Regions from separate parts of the Homo sapiens genome. Here region 2 is linked to region 1. Evidence: read pairs that join two places in POLR2A ChIA-PET (ENCODE). Cell type or tissue: endothelial cell of umbilical vein. All regions are shown on one strand. Each heading gives the region's core, and the rest is flanking DNA. Links, peaks and the distances in the headings are about the cores only.

Region 1 (4,599 bases), core at 213-4,212:
AAATTTAAAGATACTGGTATTATAAAGTCCTAATAAAATGAACTTATTCTAAATTTTCAAGCATGAGTGGAAAGTTAAATCAAAATCCAAGATTATAGCTCTATGGATTTGTAAAATTATAATCAATGAAAATTTTGAAATTTTGCAGCAGTTATTAAAACACACACATACATCGTGAAAGTATCAATAGTAAAACTGTTATTCCTCTTAAAACTGGAGGATAGGGCAGTATCATCATAAAAATTCTATAAACATTCCAGTACATATAAGTAAAAATATATTCCAGACGGACCTAACTTACCTTCCAAATGAAACATTTTTAGATGCTTAAAAGCAAGACATAAAATCTTCTGTACACTATAAATCCTCTCTGAACTGCATGTTCACAAGCCTATTCTATGCTGAAATTTCAGAAGTCTCTTCTATCTATAACTTGAGTCCCTTGAAATTATTAGGGGGAGGAGTTGGTAAAGTCACAAAAAGAGAGCAAGAACTGAGCCATAATGTAATCCAGAAAAGAAGGAATCAAGCTACATGAAGCAACTGCCAAGGTGCCCAGGCAGTCCGAGGGCAGCCAAAATCAGTGTCTGATGTCTCCCCAGCCCCAACAATGCTGCTCATTCTGAAAGAGGATGGTTAGGTTCCCAGGGAACAGGGCAACAGGAGAGTTCTCATAAAGGGCAACAGGAGATACTTAGGGTCAAAGGGGTGACCAATATAGAGCTTGGGAAGCCAACCAGAGGTCCTGATACTGGGGAGGAGACCAGGCATGAGCACCAAATCCAAAGTGGTCAGAAGTGGCCACCTGGGACTCAAGGGCAAGATCACAGAACCAAGACTGAATTCAGGTCCAAGGCAGGAAAGATAAAATTATGAAGCAAAGTTTATCTTGGTTGCCTTTCCACTTTCCCATGAAAAATTTTTCCACTTTCCTCCTTCTGGGGGCTCTCTTTTGCCTCTATCCCTTTCTTATTCCTGACAATCAGTCTCTTCTGAATCATTATATAAAGTAGGCTTACATTTGCTGGTAAAGTCAGTTCAGCATTTCTTGTAACAACCCTCTCCTTTTTGCTTAATGGCCTTGTGGTAGATTAAAGATGGCCACAAATTCTTTGACATTCTTCCCATGGAGAGACAGGGTCTATGTCCTCATTCTCCGAATCTGGGCAGGCTCTGTGACTGCCCCAACGCACTGAATATGGCAGAAGTGATTCTATGTCAACCTGCAACTCCAGGCCTTATGAAATCCACAGCTCCCTCTTGCTATTGCTTGAAATGCTTGCTCTTGGGAGAGCCAGCCGCCATGTAAGAAGTCTAATTACCCAGAGACCAACATGCTGAGAGAAGCCCAAACCATGTGCAGGGAGACTGGGGAGATTATGACACCACTGGGGGACAGAGAGACACCAAGGAGCACAGAGGTACCAGACAGGTGAGTTAAGAAGACTCCAGAACATCCTCCTCCAAAGTGTCTTCTTAACACACGTCTGGTAACTCTGTGAGTCCACGTTCTCCACCTGATGCAATCCCAGGCAAGTTCTTCCTGAATTCTTGGCCCACAAAATTATAAGCAAAATGAAATGGTTGCTTTAGGCTTCTAGGATGTATGGCTGTTTGTCATGCAGCAACAGATAACCAGACCACCACTTAACAGAGGGAGCAGTATCAGTGATGCAGCATCATCCACACCCACCAAACAACTCACTGGAATGACTGACCTGTTGTTTAGGAAAAGTGAGGATGCAAAAGAAACTTCAGAAGGTTTTACCCAGTAGGATTCAAAGCTATCCAATGACTATACTACTCCCTCTACAACAGAAGTAGTGAGAGTAAAGACTTGATATTTATCTTCAACTAAGCTGCCACTGTCCTTTGGACTAAATCTTTGTGTATCACATCAATATTTTAATAACTCAAATCTAGATGTGCCACCTCTATCTCAGGACAACCTAATTCTTGAGCACAAACATCATTCCTAACAATAACTCAGTAACAAGTAAGTTTAAAACCTTCAAATTTTCAAAAGCACTATTTCCATAGAAATCCCAAATTCTAGGTAAAGATTCTTAAGAAAGTGCCATAAACAGTGGCAGAAATTCCTTTTGTCTTCATTAAAAGGCACAAATCCTTATCCTTCCTTCCTTTTGCTTCTTTGGATTATGTTACTTAATAAGCATTCTAGGAAACCCCAGGCTTTACTGAAGGTTGAACTTGGAAAAATGCTTCTAAATAATTACAAGACTTGAGAACATTACTCATTCTGCTTCTATTTCTCTTTACCCCAAGAGTTCTGACATATTCCTCAGCCAGCATGACTTGATCCCCATCATGCCCAGCAATGCCTGATCCCAGGCCTTTGTAAGCTGGAACTACTCACAATTTTCTCACAAAATTCCTAGCAAATTGTTCCACAACTGACCTAAAAAGGAAGGGGCACAGTGACCAGGAAACTCTGCTCCACATTGTTTTAGCTGAACTAGCCAAATTCCTTTATCACCTGCCCTTGAACCCTTCGAGAAGAATTCCTTCCCTCTTTTATACAAAAATGTACCAAACAGAATGAGTTGCCTTTGTAGGAATTTGTTCCACTGCAGACTCAAAATAAATATGATACAGGTCATGTGACTTGTATCAAGCACGGGCTTCAGAACCAACTGTCTTAAAGTTGTAGCTCTACTATTTTATTCTATGACCTTACGCTAAGTTCGTTCCAGAGCCTGCCTCCTCTCTGTGAAATGGGTCAAATCCCACCTTCTACCTCACATGGCTATGGTAAAGATTTCATGAGATAAACTACATAAAGTGCACACAGCACAGGGCCTAATCAACGGAAAGCACTCAGTGAATGTCAGTTCCATTCCCTCAAAATCCTCCTACACCAGAATTAAATTAAATTATATTCAAAACACCAAATACTCAATTTTAATAAGCTTATTTCAAAATTGATGTAACTGTTATAACCACCTTAAATGTCAGAATCATTAAATTTTACGTATCTAATGTAAAATACTTCAGGAAAAATGCATTTTAGAAGCACATTTTAACAGATAAGGTTTAGATAATAGAATGCCACTCAGGTAAAACATTTAAGTACAGAAGCAACTCAAGTGTCAAAACTTTATTAGAATACATCAAACTCAGAAGTATTCAGAAAAGACATTAAATCCTGGTTCACTAATCTCATCAACCATAATATACCCTTGGTATCTACTTCATTTAGTGCACTGCCAGTACATTATCAGTATAGCAATGAATAAAATGTCAAAATTCAAATGAACAAAGATGCTAAGTTCTTTAATGTGAACTGTTCTATATTCCAATATCCAATAAAATGGGGTTACAAGCCAAGTCACTTAGAAATACATTTTAATTTCTAACTTTGTTTTAGCAAAGAAGTGAGTAAGAATTTCATATCACACCAGATTTAAGATATGGTTATCAGCTTATCTTTATGGACAAGTAGGTTTTAACCTCTACCCTAAATAATTCAATTCCTCTTCACTCTATTACCTGGTTCTCTTTAAGGAGCAATATCCTTGGTTTAGCAACATCCTTAGAGGCTAATTTTGAGACTGTGCTTTAGCCTACTTTCCCAACCTTTCCCATGTCAGGGCACGCATAGAAAATATCTGTATGACACATGCACATTAACTGAAGAGGCTTCTCACAGCCAGAAATGATTTGTCTGGGAGCACAGCCACCTCTAGGCTGAGGGGATCATTTATTTCAACACATATGTAATCCACTTGTGGCCCCTCTGATGGGAAGCTATGCTAGCCAACCTTTTACGTGGTTATCTAGCAATGCAGGAGGACGTCTCCCTTCTACTCCAATGTTCACTAGCTGGAACAAAAGACTAGAAGTCATTAATCGCCTGAGAGGACTGGGCACAGTGGCTCATGCCTGTAATCCCAACACTTTGGGAGGCCAAGGCAGGAGGATCGCCTGAGACCAGGAGTTCCAGATCAGCCTGGGCAATATAGTGAGACCTCGCCTCTACAACGGGAAAATAACTTGAGCGTGGAAGGTAAGGGCTGCTGTGAGCTAAGATAGCGCCACTGCACTCCAGCCTGGGCAACAAAGCAAGATTTTGTCTCAAATAAACAAATCACCGGAGGAGACCAGCAGCAGCATCTGGGAATCCAAGATGCCATTCCTCTGACGATCTACAGTTCATAACCATCAATCCTCTGAGGCCTATCAGAGAAAACAGATGCTGAAATCCTTATTTCTATCCCATGTATAATTGTCTTGTCCTACTGCCATTCTATAACTCCAGGGAGTGGCCACTCAACAGTTCAACATGAAGGAACCTCTTGTGAATTAAATTAAATGGAAGAGAGAAGTATCCGAAACAGCTGGTCTGAGCCGAGCTGACAGAAAAGCACTGATGAGTGTGTACAAGGAACAGTTAACTGCTTAAAATGAACCCTGACCCAGGGCCTATGATCGGCTACTACTTGACTAAAAATGTCCCCAAGGCTACTTCCAGCTCTCTAATTTCAAGGTTTCCCAACAGAAAAATAATTACGATAGATAAGTATTTCACTTCAACAGCCTTGGATACATTTCTAAGACCACAGTGGAAGTGTGGAGTAG
Region 2 (4,599 bases), core at 364-4,363, 310 kb after region 1:
GAACATTCTCCATCCTTTCCATCTGAATCCTGAAAGTGCCTCAAGATTCAGAAACTCTACCTCCTCTGTCCTCCAGTTATTCCAGCCAACTCTGCTCACTCTCTACCCTAAACTCCTACAGAATTTAGAATGCATATCATTATGCATGTGGCAATTAATTATTTTTGTTGTTTCATTTAAGTTTTACCTTCCCAATTACACTTGAGCAGAGGATCTAGCACTGTATACGGCTGATTAAATAAGTGCCTGATAAATGTTTAAAGGAATAAATGAAAGATAAACCCTTTTTAAAAAAAAGCAGGAGCCTCATCTTTTACTTACAGTACTTCATTTGGAACCTCCCTCCTGTTTGCCAAGCAAGTAACAGGCACTCAATAAACATTTCTTGACACTGATCAATTACTTTGGAATACAATCAGGTTTACATATGTCTAGATTGATCCTACTGGAATGAATCTTAATGGCTGGCAAATTAAGTTACATATTTGGGTAACTTTAAGTGATAAAACAAAAAAGTGAAACACAAAAAACACTAAAATATGAAACCACTGAAAGTTTCAAAAAATACCACTTGACTCTTACTCCTCCTTACTCTTATATGTGCAGTGAACACTGTACTCTCTTCTATTCTCATGTTCTTGTCCTACTGTCTTTCCCTCCATTTAAAAAAAAAAAGTTGGTCTGTACACAGTAAATTGACTTCATGACCCAATAAAGGGTTGCAATCCATATTAAAAACACCGGCCTAAAGAACATTCTAGAATAATTTTCTTAAATTATTAAGTACAAATGACAAAACAGTACTAAGCATACATAAAGTAGATGTCTTCATTTTAGAATGAAGAAAAGGCAACAATGCAGTCTCTTCTAGAGAAATGAAATAGAACGAAAGGTTCTGCTACCATTGTCTCAATTCTAACCACGTTAACTTAGACAGGTTTAGGGGTTCGGGTGATTTTTAAAAATTCAACACACTGAAATAAATAGCAATTTTGTAATTATATTAAAAGGCCTGATATAAGGGCTAACACTGAAGTGGGGGGAAATAATTGGATATTTCATATTGGTTAGAAAGTCTTACTTTCTTCAGAAACCATAGTTTTCTTAACACTTGGACAACAATCACAAAACCAAATGTTGTGGATGTCTCTACGTTGTGTGGGAACTTCTACCATTGTTCCAACAACTAGAATGGCTTCCAGAGTCCATGTAGAAAGAGTAGAAAGCAGAAAACCAAAAAAGAAGAGAGATAATAGACTCATTACCCAAGAGACCCTCTCAAAAACACAGCCAGTTAAGCCAGCAGTGGAAGCCTTCCATCAATATAGGCTCAATAGTAAAAGACCCAGTTTTCTTTCATGGAAAAAAAGGGATCTGTCTGATCAAATACAGCCTCCATAGAATTGGTTTTTCTAAAAAATGAGACAAGTCTTCAGTGGCAAACTGCCCCACAGCAGTGGCTTTCTGCCTTTTTTAACCCACTGGTAAGAAATAATTTTTATATAACAACACATTCCACATATATACATACTTACATAACTGAAACAAAAGTTTTATGAAATAGCACTTGACCCTTACTCCTTGTTACTCTTACATGTGCAGTGGACTCTGTGTTCTCTTATCTGTTGTCATGTTCTTGTCTGTTCTCTTTCCCTCCATTTAAAAAAAAAAAAAAAAGTTGGTCTGGACACAGTAAATTGACTTCATGACCCAGTAATGGGTTGCAACCCATATTGAAAACATTGGCTTAAAGAACATCCTGGAAGTCAAGTAAAGGTCACATTCTCTCTCTCGATCTCTTTCTCTCTTTCTTTCTTTTTTTTTTTTTTTGATGGGAGTCTCGCTCCTTTGCCAGGCTGGAGTGCAGTGGCGTGATCTCAGCTCACTACAATCTCTGCCTCCCAAGTTCAAGCAATTCCCCTGCCTCAGCCTCCTGAGTAACTGGGACTACAGGCGCGTGCCACCACCCCGGCTAAATTTTTGTATTTTAGTGGAGACGGGGTTTCACCGTGTTGGCCAGGATGGCCTCGACCTTCTGACCTCGTGATCTACCCACCTCAGTCTCCCGGCACCTGGTGATCTCTTTCCTTCTAAAAAAAAAAAAAAAAAAAAAAAAAAAAATCCACTGCTGGAAGAAAAGATCATTTTAGCTTCACTTTTTAGTGAGAGAGAGAAAAATGACAACTTCAGGGTCTTGTATATAGCTGCCCCTAAAATATTTGTTAAACTTAAGAGGCTAAAGTGTTTTTTTTTCTTCCTATTTTGTGAGTAAAGTAACATATTAACAAGCAGGGAGGCTAAGATTTAAAGGAAAAAAGGAGAATTCCAATAATGGAAATACTGCTTGAGCAACATGCCCAATATTTTGAATATGACATTGCCGGGAATTCCTGTATCACCTGAGATACTTTGATTTATCAGCCTAAGGCCAAGAAACAAAAGAGAGAAACGCCCATCACAAAAGGCCAGAAGAGTTCAGTAGTGTGGTAACTGACATCATTTCAAATGAATGAAGTGGGACTATGCCCTTTAAATGAGGAAATAATTGCCTGCAAAATAAATGACTCCAGCTTAAAACAATCCAGAATGTCTAAAGCACAAACTCTTAGAACAAAATGCAGCCAAACAAAATGAGCTTCAGATTAGATAACCCCGTATAGTGGAGTCCAACGATATTCTTCAAGATACTCTCCTGAGATCCCTGCTCAGCAGATAATGATGCTGACAGCTATAATGGGATAGGCTATCATTAATAAAAATAGCTAGCACTTCTTAAGGACCCACTTAAGGCCAGGCACTGTGATAGGTACTGAATATTCCTTATCACTATTCTCATAACAAGTCTGCAAGGGGGCTTTAATCCCCATTTAACGTAAGAGGAAACAGAGGTCCAGATAAGTAACTTGCTTATACTTGTAGAAAGTGATAAAACTGGGATAATGAACTCAACTGTTATATTTTAAACCTTCACCTCCCATTGGTGCATTTCTTTTGCCAACATAAGGGTAGAAGCATAAAAAAAAAAGAACAGATAACCACATGTACAACATACATGGAGCAATAGGAAGGAAGTGAGGAAGGGGAAAAAAGGCAAAAAGGAACTGGTCCTTTTAAATAAGAAAGACATTATTTCAGAAAATGGCAGCTTCGCTTAGTTTGGAACCTAAGCTTTAGCTCTATAGTTCTAAGTGTCTATTTTAACAGCAGTTATTACTATGTGAGCTCTGTACTCTCAATCTAGGGAAAAGAATCTTGCCACTAGAAGAATAATTTTAAAGTGAGAGTCTGCTTTTGATACAAATATTTGATATAGATACTAAGTGGAATAAACATAGCGATCTACCCTTCTCTCTCCCGAAAAACTGTCTTTATCACGTTTTACTTTAAATTGTTTAGATTTTCCTCAAATTAAAAAGACAAGCTAAAGGTAATAAAATATTATTAAAGGCAATGCTTTAATTATACAGCATGGAAACCACTCATTTGCACAATGAGCATTTTATAGCTGAATGAAACTCTTCTCAAGCTTGGGGAAAACACTCAGAGGTATTCAAAATAATTAGTCCTTTGATCCTTCATTTGGTTTCAAATGGCCATAAGTGACTCTCCAAACTTGGTCAAGGATCTGGAGTTATTATACACAGTACCACCCAACAATCGTCTTGGTTAAGGCTTTCTCACTGACCCAAAAACATGGCACATGGTGAAAAACATTTTCCTTAAATGTCTAAATTGCTGCTGGAATAAATACTAGAAATGATTAGAAAGTTCCAATGGAAAAACCCCATATTCCATTCAATATTTTTAAATGTAAAGGACGTTTATTTTTGCATCTTTTACACAAAAAGAAAGTAATTATATAGAACAATCCTAACTCCATTACGCTTATTCCTCAAACCATTAGGCCCTCGTATGTACCATCTTTTCATTAGTCTCTTCGAAGTACATTTGAATTCCTTTTATCTGACTAATCATACATTAATCATATATGATTTATCTAATGAGATATCTGATTATTCTTTCTAAAGATGAAGGAAACTACCATGAGCTCAGAGGATATAAGGAAATGAAATGAAAGAAAATTAGATTCAGTGGAACTAAGAGAAACATAGATGTAATCAACCCATGTGCATCTAGTCAGAGGCCAACTTCTCTCTAGCAAAAGTCCCCCAGTGTGTTAGCAACAGAGACTACTGCACTGATACCACTTTATGACTAAAAAAGGAGGAATACTTTACAAGTCAAAACTTTTTTTTTTTTTTTTTTGAGACAGAGTCTCACTCTGTCACCCAGGCTGGAGTGCAGCGGCATGATCTCAGCTCACTGCAACCTCTGCCTCCCAGGTTCAAGCGATTCTCCTGTCTCAGCCTCCCAAAGAGCTGGGACTACAGGTGCACACCACCATGCCCGACTAATTTTTGTATTTTTAGTAGAGACAGGGTTTCATCATATTGGCCAGGCTGGTCTCGAACTCCTGCCTTGTGATCTGCCCGCCTTGGCCTCCCAAAGTGCTGGGATTACAGGCGTGAGCCACCGAGACAAGCCACAAGTCAGAACTTTTAAATCAGTGGTACTGAACATTTAAAAGTTGGATTGAGG

The links. ChIA-PET counts read pairs that join two places held together with the same protein. Peaks named below come from ENCODE experiments on the same cell type or tissue, not always from the same donor. Only the 100,000 strongest peaks of a DNase experiment are listed, where the experiment ranks them.
Region 2: POLR2A ChIA-PET joins it to region 1 with 5 read pairs; 1 of 35 experiments calls an interaction of 5 or more read pairs at or near these places.

The regions. Positions count from the first base shown.
Region 1 is chr15:63,521,458-63,526,056 of GRCh38, reverse strand. The region is part of intron 1 of USP3 (ubiquitin specific peptidase 3); the gene reads right to left. Among named protein-coding and RNA genes, the nearest start is that of USP3, 19 kb to the right of the region's middle. In endothelial cell of umbilical vein, for the core only: no CTCF peak of the experiment used is centred there; a DNase peak (open chromatin) is centred at 2,406.
Region 2 is chr15:63,216,527-63,221,125 of GRCh38, reverse strand. All of the region lies in intron 1 of RAB8B (RAB8B, member RAS oncogene family), which reads right to left. Among named protein-coding and RNA genes, the nearest start is that of RAB8B, 29 kb to the right of the region's middle. In endothelial cell of umbilical vein, for the core only: no CTCF peak of the experiment used is centred there; no DNase peak of the experiment used is centred there; H3K27ac peaks cover 882 bases.